Regions from separate parts of the Homo sapiens genome. Here region 2 is linked to region 1. The links are chromatin contacts, found by POLR2A ChIA-PET in ENCODE. All regions are on one chromosome and are shown on one strand. Each heading gives the region's core, a stretch centred on a gene start or an enhancer-like site at or near the end of the contact. The rest is flanking DNA. Distances are from core to core; before and after follow the strand shown.

Region 1 (6,350 bases), core at 712-3,211:
AGGGACTGATGTCTGTATGAGCACTGTAGGGGGAGTCCTAGTGGAGGAAACTACTTAGGAAAACATTTGGGGAACGATACAAGCTGGGGACCACGGGGAGGGTGATACCGGACCCCTGGCATGGGTCATTTCATGGGACTTGATGAGCCAGGCCAGCAGGTCTCAATCTGCTCTGTGGGGGGGAAGAGAGGCAGGAGGACTCGCCAGGCAGGTGCTGTGTGGGGCTGGGGGCCCAGGCTGCAAACCCAGCAGGACGGGGAGGGCCAGGATGGGTGTTCAGTGTGAGGTTGGCCAGGCAGTCCCAGTCTCTGGCTGCTGGGTTAAGGCTCAAGCTTGGGAGCAGCTTCACGTGTGAGGGAGACGAGGGGGAGGTGGCGCCCAGTCGAGGGGAAGGACAGGAGAGAGGTGGCAGAGCTGCAGCAGGGTTGGTGTAGGGGTTGGCCTCCTGGCAAGGCCCAGCATGACAAAGGCAGGTAAGAGGAGTGGGCAGGACAGCCATGGAGGGACCACTGCGGACCGTCCTCCAGCCGGACTGGGATGCGGGTTCCGCCATCCTGTGCAGAAGCTGTGTGCAGGTGGGGTCTGGGGGGCTGTGCCATTTCAGGGATGCAGGATGGGCTTCCATGTGGCAGGGCTCCCAGGGAGGCCATGGAGGAGGCCGTGGGGAAGTCGGGTGGAAGTAGGGAGGAGAGGGGAGTGTGACAACAGAGCCCCAAACCCCAGCACCACCTCCTCCTCCCAGACTGGAGCTTGATCAGGGCTCAGCCCCCGTCCCCATGCTGGGGGTGGCCCTGTGGACCCCGCCTTCTGACTCACAGCAGATGGGGACATCATGTGAGCAAACCCAGCAGTCAGGGGTGACCAGACACAGCAACTGGGCAGATGGCAAATGGGGGGCGGGGCGGGCTGGCACAAAGGGGTCTCTCAAACCGGGTGGGGCGGGGCTGTGGCACGGCCTCAGCCTCCCAGGCCTCCTTTCTCCTGAGCCGTCACTTGGCTGAGACCCTGCCCCTCCTCCTGTCTCTGGTGCCCCATCTGGGGCTCCTTGAGGCCCCCAGGGGAGCCCTGTAGATTCTGGTCTTAGGTCTGGACTGCTGGGTAGAGGGGCCAAGGGTTGGGGAGTAGGAAGGGACACACATTTTCTGACCACTGCCCAGTGCCAGCCTGCCCTGGCAGGAGGTCAGCTAAGCCCCAAACTCTCCCTGGTTCCCTGATGGCTCAGCCTGGATGGGAGCAATCCTGGACCTTCCCTGACCTCAGATTCTGCCAGGCCCTGGGCTCAGTGCCTTGCACACGACACCCACTTTTCAGATGAGGACATTGAGGCAGGGGAGGCTTACCCAGTGAGCAACCCCACATCTTTGGGGATCCAGAATTTGGGCTCTTGTCCCTTGGTGGAGAGGAGGCTCCTCAGCCAGCCAGGCACATGCTCGTGTCTTGAACCCTGCCCCTGCCACTGCCAAATCCACGCACCTGTAGGGTGACAGGGCCCGTAGAGACAGCAAGGGTGGCTTGCCCAGGGAGAATCTTGGCTTTGTTTCTCTCTGGTTGTGGGAACATGGGCCTGTGCCTCGGTTTCCTCATCTGTAAACTGTGGATCACAATCACATCTGCTTCAGAGGCTATTATGAGCATGAAGAGAGTTGATAGAGGAAAGCATATGGGAAAGTGCCTTTCCCATACGTGGGAATGTTAAGCCTTTTTTTAATACCTCTCCCATTGGACAGATGGCTGTATTGAGGCCCAGAGATAACCTGAAATAACTGTGAGCACTTCTCCCTGCCCCCGCTACTGCTGGGAGAGCTGCGGCCACCTGGACACCAGTGGCGCTCACTCACCCACCTCCAGCCTGACTCGTGCTTTGGTGAGGAGGCCAGTGTGGTGGGCGTCGGGCTCCCGAGCTGGCGCCTGCGCAGGCTCAGGCAGTTTGTGGTATGCTTGGCAGTTCCAGGCAGAGATAAAAGCTCAGCCCCGGAGGAGCTGGCATGCTTCCGGGCACCGGTGGACAGGCCTCTCTGCATTAGTGGGAGATGGCCTGGCGGTGGGGAGATGGCCTTGCTGTCCAAGAGCCAGCCCAACCCTGGTGGCCTGAAAAGTTCTGCGGTGAATGGCTCTGGCTTGGCTTCCCAGACTCGGGGCCACTTACACCAACTGCAAAACAAGGAACAGTGAGATAGAGAGCCGCCTCTGCCACCTCCCAGGCCCTTTCCCCTCCCGTCCCCAGGTCTCTGTCCTCCTAGTACCCCCAGCCTGGATGCTCAAGGCCCATGGGGGAAAGCTGACTTTTGAGAGGAGCTGTGGAGACTTGCATTCCACTGCCAAAGATGACAGCTTCTCTGGACCCGTTTCCCTGCCTGTAAATGGAGATAACAATACATCCCTTTGCAGGGTTGCTGTGGAATTTGGGGCAAAAGTGGCTGCAAAGTATGTACCTAGCACAGTGCATGACTTCAAGAGGTTCTCCCTAAACCTCAGCTGGAGGTTTAATCTTCCAGGTCATGGGCTCATTGACTTAGGCTCAAATCCTTGAAAAATGACTTAGAGCAAGCGGCTGAATTTCTCACAACTTCATTACTTGGGCTGTGAAAGTCTCTGATACCTAAATGCGGCTTTGTGGGGATGAACCGAGACAGCCACACGTCATAGGGGCTCATGAGACGCAGACCCTGTCCCCAGCTGTCCCAGACCTTTGCTTTTCCATCCCTCAGCCAGGCTGCCCCCTAGGAGAGGCAGCACGAGGTGGGCTGTTAGGGGTGTGGGCTCTGGGGCTGCCTGATTCTGTCCCAGCTCTACTGGCTGTGTGGCCTGGGACAGGTATATTAACCTCTCTGTGCCTCGTCTTCCTAATTGTAAACATGAGGCTGGTAATGGCATCCTGAGAGGATTAAGTGAGCCTCTGTATTTTAAGTGCTGAGTGCAGGGCTGGGCACACCTCAAGTGCTATTGTAATTGCCCCTTCTGGGCCATGACCAAGCCTTGTTCTTAGAGAGCATTGGAGACTTTATCCGGAACAATGGTGCCATCCTCCCAGGATGTTACCGGGAAAACCACCAATCCTGTGACAGCTTCCCCTTTGGACATGCCCATTCCTGGGGTCTTGATCTGCTGCCCCGAGGCATTGTCCAGCCTGGGACTCCTTCATGTTCCCCAAGACCTGAGACCTGACCCAGGTTTTGGAGTGAGTTAATGTGACCCTGGGCTGGGGAGCTGAGCTGGAGCCATTACCCACAGAACCGCCGACCTTTCAAAGGACCAGAGGCCATGGCCCTAGCCCTGGAGAGGAGGCCTGGGTTCCAGTCGAGCTGGTTTCCTGGGACAGAACAGCACTGTGGTCACTTCTCTGCTGGGTGAGTTCACCCTAGGCCCCTGGGAGCTAGGCTGAGCAGCTGACCCCTTCTGGGTCCTTGGCTGAGTCTGGGCCTCAGGGTGTGGCTCTGTGGCTGGCACCCTGGGTCTCGGACCCTGTGGCAGGGGGTCAGACAACTGCCCAGACCCACCTGCTTTGATGGTGACAGATGCTAGGGGTGAGCCCAAGGGGCTGGCAGGGGCCCCTGAGTCATGCTCAGCCCTGTGCCCTCTGCCCACTGCTCCTCTGCTGTGTCACCATCTGGGCACGGGCCAAACAGTTCAGGGGCGACTCACAGCCCAAACTTCCGCCCCTGGGGCATACACTTCACTGCCTACAAAGACCCTCATTCAATCTTGAGTGCTGCTGGCCCTCTAAGACTTGAAACTTTATCCACATTTCACAGATGAGGAATCAGGCCCAAGAGCTCGGAGCAGTCAGTGGTAGCAGAGCCCGAACCCAGTCTCCTGCCTCTTAGCCTGGACTTTTCCCCAGAGTACCACAGATGGCCATTCCCATGATAGGTAGTGAGTTCCCCACCTTTGTAGGTGTTCAAGTGTGGCAGGGGCGTTGCAGAAGCAACTTTGGCATCGCATGGGGCTCCTCTTCATGGCTGCTTCCAGCCCTGAGCTTTCCTAGCCTTGGGGGAGATGGGCACCCAATTCCCACATTCCCCGGAGTCGCTATGTCCTTAAGCATCACATGGGTCTTTCTAGCCGCATCAGGCCATGCTTGTGGGCAGGTGGTGCCTCTATCTAGAAACCCTCTTCATAGCCTGGCTGTCTGGCAAGGTTCTTCCAAGGAACCTCCACCATGAAAGCCATGAATGCATCTTCAGAGACCCCTGTCCATGTGTAAATAGCTCAGTGGGCTGGATGGGAGGGAGCAGAGGGGGAGAGGGACCCAGCTGAAGAGGACTGGAGTGAACAGGGAGAGGCTGAGGGAGGTCAGGAGGGCAGGACACCCACCTCCTGAATCTTCAGGACCCCTTGCTCTCCCTTATCCAACAGGCTTGAACCTGAATAGGGGCATTCCTGACCCCATGGCACTTCCCCTGCCCCCCACCTGCCTAGAGCCATGGGCAGTGGGCAAAGCTGGAAGAAACCCTCGTGCACAGCTTCCTCAAAGCTGTACTTATCCTATGCCATGGCTGTCCTGGCCACACCTTCTGGGGGACTCTGCCACCTGTGTGCACACCTAGGGGACCAGGTGCACACGGTCTGTCCTCCAGCTCCTCTCCTGCCTGCCTCCTGGCACCTTAAGTGGAGGTGGTGGGAGCTGGGACCAGTGCAGCACCCTTGCCAGCCATGGTGGGGGAGGACAGCCAGTGTCTCTTCATGGAGATCCTGCAGCAGGTGGTGGCATGCCCCAGGGTCCCGTCTCTGTCTACCTACCTGGGTTTGGGAAACTGGAGTCAGAACCTTTAGTGATTGCGATCTAGGAAGGACGGTAGTGTTTGCAAACCACGTGAGCACAGGAGTGAGCAAGGTCCAACCCCGCCCCTGTTCCCTGGGCCGTGAGGCTTTGGGCCCTGTGGCTCAGCCCCTCTGAGCCTCCCTTTCCCTCTCTATGGAGTAGCTGCTGCCGACTCTCCATGTCGTTGCCAGGGCATGCAGGACAACAGAGGCAGCCCAGGGAAAGGAGTGCACCATGCTCCTTTGGATCCAGTTTTACGAGCTCTGTGTCCCTGGGCAAGCTCCGTGTCCCTGTGTCCCTGCTATAAAATGGGAATGATAGTACCTCCTCATAGAGTGGCCCTGGAAGCATGGGAGGCCAAGTGCATATCCTATGGTTTGCACTTGTACGTGGCTCCCTGCCCTGCCCCAGCTCTGCCTCGTGAGTCTCTGCAGACTAGTCCTCGGGACACACCCCACCCCCAGCCTGCTAGATCGCAGGACCCCATGGCCATAGGCACGTGCCCTTTCTCCTCCTTGCTTGACCTTGGAGAGCCCATGGGGAGCCCAGGTGGGAGCTTGGGGTCTGCAGCAATGGGAACGGGACCCACTTTTCTTTGCACATCTGCTACCTGGGCTCCCCTTAGGCCCGAACCACAGGAGTGGGCCTTTGAGGGTCTTGGGGGTGGTAATTTTGCTTTAATGTAGAGAGAAAATCCAAGGTTCAGTGCTCACAGATTCAGATGGAATCTCAGACATCTTCTAATCCAGCAGCCATTAAAGCTGTCTGTGGCCCCAGTGGCATAGGAAAGGCATGCGCTCCCAGGCTTCCATGCTGTGGGACTTCTCAGAGCCTTTATCGGGAAAACAAAGGGGAGTTTGCCTTGTGTTTCAGATCCTATCAGGCTATGCACAGTCTTGGGAACCGTTCTCTGGCCAAGCAGCCGGCAGAGGTGTGTGTGCTCCTGATCCTGTTAGATGCTGGAGAGTGGAGATGGCTCAGTGCTTGAACCCTCTCCATCCCCTATCCCCTACCCCTCACATAGCCTGAGTGGCACTTTTGGGTTGGATCTTCTAGATCTTCTATCAGGAATGGCTATCTAGTATCTATCAGGAATGGCTCCTTTTGGGAAGAGGTGTGGAGCCTGCCTGCCCTGGGTTAGAGTCCCAGCTCCGTCTCAGTCTTCATTTACTCATCCAGCAGTCACTGGGGATCTTCTATGGACCAGGCACTGTGCTAGGTACTGGAGATGCAGGTGGTGAGCAAGACAGGTGAGACAGCAAAGCTGAGCAAGGGATAACAGGTAAGCAAATGGCAGAGTCATGTCAATGTTGGGTGCCAATACGGGTAATAAATCACATGGAAGCGAGTGATGGATACGGAAGATAATTTTAATTGGGTGGTCATGGAAGGCTTCTCAGAGGAAGGGACATTTGAGTTGAGGCCTGAGAAGGAGGCAGTCAGGGAAAGGGTCCTGGAAAGGATGTGCTATGCTGAGGGAAAAGTGCACGCAAAGACCCTGAGGTGTGTCTGAGGACAGAAGTCTAGAGTGGCTGGAGTTGGCGACTGCAAGGAAGGGATGGGGTGGCGTAAGGCTGGGGGACGGGAG
Region 2 (6,350 bases), core at 2,148-4,647, 9.0 Mb after region 1:
TAGGACAAGATTTCTCAAACTCAGCACTATTGGCATCTCAGACCGGATCACTTTTCATTGTGAGGGGCTGTCCTGTGCATTGAGGATGTTTAGCAGCATCCCTGGCCTCCACACCACTAGGTGCCAGTACTCCTCCCACCCCCAAGTGGAGAAAGCCAAAAATGTCTCCAGATACTGTCAAATATCCCTGGGGGGCAAAATCTCCTCCCACAGGGAGGAAGAATGGCTGATCTAGCTCGTGAGCATCAGTAGCTATTAAAGCCACCGATGCGGAATTTCAAACAGATGGATCAAGCACCCACCAATCAATCTTGGCTTCACTAAAAGCAAGACAATCAGCTGCTCCACCTGCTAGTGTGGATGCCGTAGGATGAAGCCAGCAGACCTGAGACAGCTTCTTTTCATCCCACCCCCAACCCCATCCCACAGTCAAGCTATATAGAGTAACCAGGTTACAGGAAACAGAGAAGTTGAAGGAGCATGTTAAAATCACACTAGAGGCTGGGCGTGGTGGCTCACACCTGTAATCCCAGCACTTTGGGAAGCTGAGGCAGGCGGATCACTTGAGGTCAGGAGTTTGAGACCAGCCTGGCCAATATTGCGTTGTCACTACTAAAAATACAAAAATTAGCTGGGCATGGTGGTGTGCACCTGTAGTCCCAGCTACTTGGGAGGCTGAGGCACAAGAATCACTTGAACCTCAGAGGCGGAGGTTGCAGTGAGCCGAGATCGTGCCACTGCACTCCAGCCTGGGCGACAGAGTGAGACTCTGCCTCAAAAAAAAAAAAAAATCACACTAGAGAAAGCCACCAGTCAAGGCCAAAATGGGAAATCTATATAACAAATTACCCCATTTCATCAGCAAACAAATGACATAAAGGGAGATGAGGGCTGTTGTAAGATTAAGAGAGACTTCAGACACAGCAAGCAAATGCAATCACGTATGGATCTTGTTTAGATCCTAATTCAAACAAACCAAAAGGGCATTTTGGAGATCACTGGGGAAAAGTGAACATAGGATAGTCAATGACATTAAGGAATAATTATGTTATTTTGAAGTAATATTGATATTGTGGATGTGTCATTTAAAATAAAGTTCGTAACTGATAGAGATGCATACTTCATATTTATAGTTGAAATGCTATGATATTGAAGACTTGTTTTAAAATATTACAACAAAAAAGGAGGGGAGCGTTGATTAAACAAAAATGCAAAATGGTGATAACTGTAAAAGCTGGATAAAAAGTATGTGGGCACTTGTACTATTATCTTTACTAGTGTATGTCTGAAAGTTTCCATAATAAAAATTTAAATTTTTTAAAAATGTTGAAGAACTTATATCCAGAACATACAAAAAACTCAAATCTCCACAATAAGAAACAACCCAATTAAAAAGTGGGTAAAAGATATGAGCACATCACAAAAGAAGATATATAGATGGCAAACAAGCACATGAAAAGATCCTTAACATCACTAGCTATTAGGAAAATGCAAATTAAAACTACAAGGCAGAGCACGGTGGCTCATGCCTGTAATCCCAGCACTTTGGGAGGCTAAGGCAGGAGGATCACTTGAGCCCAGGAGTTGGAGACCAGCCCGGGCAATCTAGTGAGACTCCATCTCTACAAAAAAAGAAAAAATTAGCCAGGCGTGGTGGCACATGTCTGTGGTCTCAGCCTCTTGGAAGGCAGAGGTAGGAGGATTGCTTGAGCCTGGGAGGTACAGGCTGCAGTGAGCCCTGATTATGCCACTGCACTCCAGCCTGGACAATAGGGTGAGATCCTGTCTCAAAAAAAAAAAAAAAAAAACAAAACTCCACCATAAAAGGTGAAATTTATTGCATGTAAATTAAAAAGAAAAATTTTCAATGTTGTAAAGTCTATTGATAAGGAGAAGCAGCATAGAACAGTCATGTTACAAAGCAATCTGTACTTGTAAATATATGCACACAGACATATGTGAACAAATACGGAGACAGTGTTACACACAATGTGACTAGTGTTCATCTCTGATGAGTAAGATACTAGGACATGTGTTTTTTTCTTTTAACTTAGAGGTATTTTCTAATTTTTCTTAAATTGGTATTACTTGTGTGATTTCTTTAAGAAGTAATTTAAAAACAAGCAAATAAAAAAATAACTGCAAGCTGCTCTGGGAAGCCTTTCCTCATCCCTCCACAATAAACCTCTCCCTCTGCAGGCTTCCTGCTGTCTCCTCAAATCTCCTAACACTTGGCTGCCCTGTCCCCATAGTCAGCTCTTCCCTCTCCTGCTCGCTGTGCTAAGTGAGGAAGTGCAGTTTACCGCACGGTGGGGCCTGTCTCCGGAATCGCGTCTAGCTGGCTCCCTGCTCTATCCCTCCCGAACAGACACTCAGGAAAATAGCTGAGTAATGACTGACCAACAGGGCATGAACAGGCATCTACGAAACAGTCATTAAACCATGTCCACAGGCAACTGGACACTATCCAAAGGTTGATAATTAATGTTCCATGTCAGCCTAAAACATGGGCTCAGGTGAAGGGCCACTTAAGTTTCTAGAAATTATTTGGGAGAAAACATACAAAGCTGGTTTATCACTTGCCACATCTGTGAATAAGAGACTTCAGATTGCTAATATGTAAGGTAATAAGCTTCAAAATTATCCCAACATCAGCCAGACTGGTGCTGCGGATGGACTGTAACCCGTATAAATTTCAGGTTCAAAGATTCAGCTACAGGAATATAGAGTAGGGAGAACAGACTTGATAAAAGCAGCCAAGTGAAAACAGACCTGGTGATTTTAGCTGACATCAGTCACACTGAGGCTAAACGCTTGTCAGTTAAGGATGAAGTAAAAGACTGTCATTTTTAGTGGGAAGTAGAGCTAAGCAGTCCCAAATCTTTTCTATAATGCTCTGTTTTCATATTCACAGGCAGAAAAGTCTGTTCGCTAATATGAAAAGATAGTAACATTAAGTCCAAATTTTATTAAAATGGATCCTTTTATATGATTCCTTGCACATGCCAGGAATATCCCAGAGTAATACTTAAAACATTTCCTTACTATAGGCCGGGCACGGTGGCTCACATCTGTAATCCCAGCACTTTGGGAGGCCAAGGTGGGTGGATCACCTGAGGTCAGAAGTTCAAGACCAGCCTGGCCAACACGGTGAAACCCCCATCTCTACTAAAACAACAAAAAAATTAGCCGGGCATAGTGGTGCATGCCTGTAATTCCAGCTACTCAGGAGGCTGAGGCAGGAGAATTGCGTGAACTCGGGAGGCAGACACTGCAGTGAGCTGAGATCGCACCACTGCACTCCAGCCTGGGCAACAGAGCAAGACTCTGTCTCAAAAAAATAAAATAAAATAAAAATAAAACATTTCCTTACTACAAAAACAAAACAAACAAAAAACCAAAACACCATGCCACCGTGATTCATCTCTACACAAGCCAGGGCCCCAGCAGCCTGCAAGCCAGGAGCCTATTTGGCTATCAGACAATAAAAACAGACAACAAAAACAAATTAGAAAGCTTCCAAGTATCATAAATTTGGAATTCCAGTTCCAGTTAATGAAGTAGGTACACTCCAGCCTGTCTGTCCCACTGAATGCTGCTATCAAACTGGAAACAATGCACAGAGCAGCTATTTCAGGACACTGAAAAACAAATCAAAGTAGGCAGATGGTGAAGATGCCCAGAGTTCAAAGCACCACAGAACCAACAGTCAGGCTCCTATTTTTCCTCCAGTGTTCCCCAGCTTAGACTCTAAGGAGCCTCAAACCCAGAAAAACCCAGAAAAGAGAGCCTGGTATAGATAGGGAGTCCAGGACAATCCTCTAGTTCTGGCCAGAAAAGTAGACAGGGGGATTTTCCTAACACTCATAGACATTGAACACAATCCTGGGTTTTATTTTCCTTTTAACTTTTTTTTTCCTTCATTCTCACTTAGATTTCAGACCCCAGACAACCCTGAAGTGTCAGAGGCAATGCAGCAGCAGGAGGCTACAGATGTCCACAACAGAGGAGTCGACTCAGAGGAACCCGAGTTCTTAGGGCATGAGCGAACCCCCTTGCTTTCCCCTTCCCCTGTCCTCCCACCATGTGGCCTAGGACATGGACACAGCTGTGGAAACTGTTCAACAGAGTAGGGTAACTAAAGAACCAGCTTTTGGGACACAGACCCGAAAGAGGAGTTCTAAGGGCTGGAAAATACCAAGGAACTGGCAGAAAGAGGAAGCAAACCCATAAAGTTCTATAAACTCCTGTTTATAAATCAAAACACCAAGCCCATAAAGCTTATAAACTCCTGAGCTCACCCAAAGTTGTATATATATGTGTATCTGACCCTAAACAGTGCAGTAAAGACGTTGAGAATGAACTATGGGATAGCTCACCACCTAGGTCCCAGACTGACCACTGGGTGGCATATACCGAGCAAAGATTCAAATAGCATCACAAAGGCTTTGAAACAGAATTGATATTGAACCTTCAACCCACAGAAGACTGACCAGAACTTCTCACTTGAACCCAGCCAGGTTGATTGCTTTCGAAAACAAAACAAAAATCAACATTCTTCATAGGATTTAAACAAGACCAGAGTCCCATAACATAATAAACAAATGTCCACGATATAATTCTAAATTACTTGGCATACAAAGAACCAGGAAAATCTCAATTCATATGGAAAAAGACAATCAACAGATGCCAATGCCAAGATGACACAGTTGTTGGAATTATCAGATTGTAAAGCAGCTATAATAAAATAACCCAAGATTAGCCAGGCATGGTGGTATACCCCTGCAGTCCCAGCTAATCAGGAGGCTGAAGCGGGAGGATTACTGGAGCCCAGGAGTTCAAGGTTACAGTGAGTGATGAGCTACCTTCTGCTATCCAGCCCATCCATTTTTATTTTGGATACTACGTTCTATGGTTCTAAGATTTTCATTTGCTTTTTTTTTTTTTTTTTTTTTTTTTTTTTGAGACAGAGTCTAGCTCTGTCGTCAGGCTGGAGTTCAGTGGTGCGATCTTGGCTCACTGCAACCTCCGCCTCCCGAATTCAAGCGATTCTCCTGCCTCAGCCTCCCAAGTAGCTGGGATTACAGGCAAGCGCCGCCACACCGAGCTAATTTTTGTATTTTTAGTAAAGACAGGGATTCACCATGTTGACCAGGATGGTCTCAATCTCCTGACCTCGTGATCCACCCACCTCGGCCTCCCAAAGTGCTGGGATCACAGGTGTGAGCCAACACACCCGGCCCATTTGCTTCTTTATATCTTCTATTTCTTAGCTGAGACTTTCTGTCTTTCTATTTGTTTAAAGAGTACGCATCCCTACTTCTTGGATTATTTTATATAAAGCTTAGAACAGGCCAGGTGCAGTGGCACATGCCTGTAATCCTATCACTTTGGGAGGCTGAGGCAGGCAGATCACCTGAGCTCAGGAGTTTGAGACCAGCCTGGCCAACATGGTGAAACTCTGTCTCTACTAAAAATACAAAAATTAGCTGGGCATGGTGGTGGGCACCTGTAGTCCCAGCTACTCTGGAGGCTGAGGCAGGAGAATTGCTTGAACCCGGGAGGCAGAGGTTGCAGTGAGCCAAGATCGCACCACTGCACTTCCAGCCTGGGTGACAGAGTGAGACTCCGTCTCAAAAAAAAAAAAAAAAAATTTCAGATAAAGGAAAATGAAGAGAACTCATAGCCAACAAATCTGCTCTAAATGAAACGCTATGAGGTTCTTCATGGAGAATGGAAATGATACCAGAGGGAAACTTGGAATATCAGTAGTGAAAGAAAAGCAACAGAAATGGTAAAAACCTCGGTAAACATAATATACAATTCTTCTCGAGTTATTTCAAGTATGCATGATGGTTAAGAGCAAAATCTGTAACAATGTTGGGATTTCAATGTATTTGACAACGAAAACAAAGTAGGAGGGTAAAGGGACCTATGTACTTGCAAGGTTTCTGTATTTCATTCTAAGTAATGAAATGTTAATTATAAGTAAAGTGTACAATATTAATGTTATAATTATGTGTATGTATAATGTAATTCGTAGACCAAACACTTAAAAAAAAAACTATATAAAGAGATACTAGTCAAAACTCAATAAATCAATTATAATGAAATACTAACAAATATTCAAAGACTCCAAAAGAAAAGAGGAAAGGGAAAACAGGAACAAAACAGAGGGAACAAACAGAAAATAAATAACAAAATGGTAGGTTTAAATTTAAGCATACTAATAATTACATTAAATATAGGCAGGACATGGTGGCTCACACCTGTAATCCCAGCACTTTGGGAGGCCAAAGCAGGAGGATTGCCTTGAGGCCAGGAGTTCAAGGCCAGCCTGGGTGACAGAG

The links. ChIA-PET counts read pairs that join two places held with the same protein, here RNA polymerase II (POLR2A).
Region 2: POLR2A ChIA-PET joins it to region 1 with 10 read pairs in BJ. The contact joins two enhancer-like sites. POLR2A ChIA-PET finds 5 or more read pairs at or near these places in 2 of 52 experiments (BJ and activated CD4-positive, alpha-beta T cell).

What each region holds. Positions count from the first base shown.
Region 1 is chr16:57,630,795-57,637,144 of GRCh38, forward strand. The region is part of intron 1 of ADGRG1 (adhesion G protein-coupled receptor G1); the gene reads left to right. Among named protein-coding and RNA genes, the nearest start is that of ADGRG1, 5.3 kb to the left of the region's middle. RefSeq lists an enhancer at 297-952. Within about 2 kb of position 1,962, at least 5 of the 41 ENCODE cell types and tissues checked have a DNase peak (open chromatin) inside an H3K27ac peak, as active enhancers do.
Region 2 is chr16:66,658,599-66,664,948 of GRCh38, forward strand. The region is part of intron 1 of CMTM4 (CKLF like MARVEL transmembrane domain containing 4); the gene reads right to left. Among named protein-coding and RNA genes, the nearest start is that of CMTM4, 35 kb to the right of the region's middle. Within about 2 kb of position 3,398, at least 28 of the 41 ENCODE cell types and tissues checked have a DNase peak (open chromatin) inside an H3K27ac peak, as active enhancers do.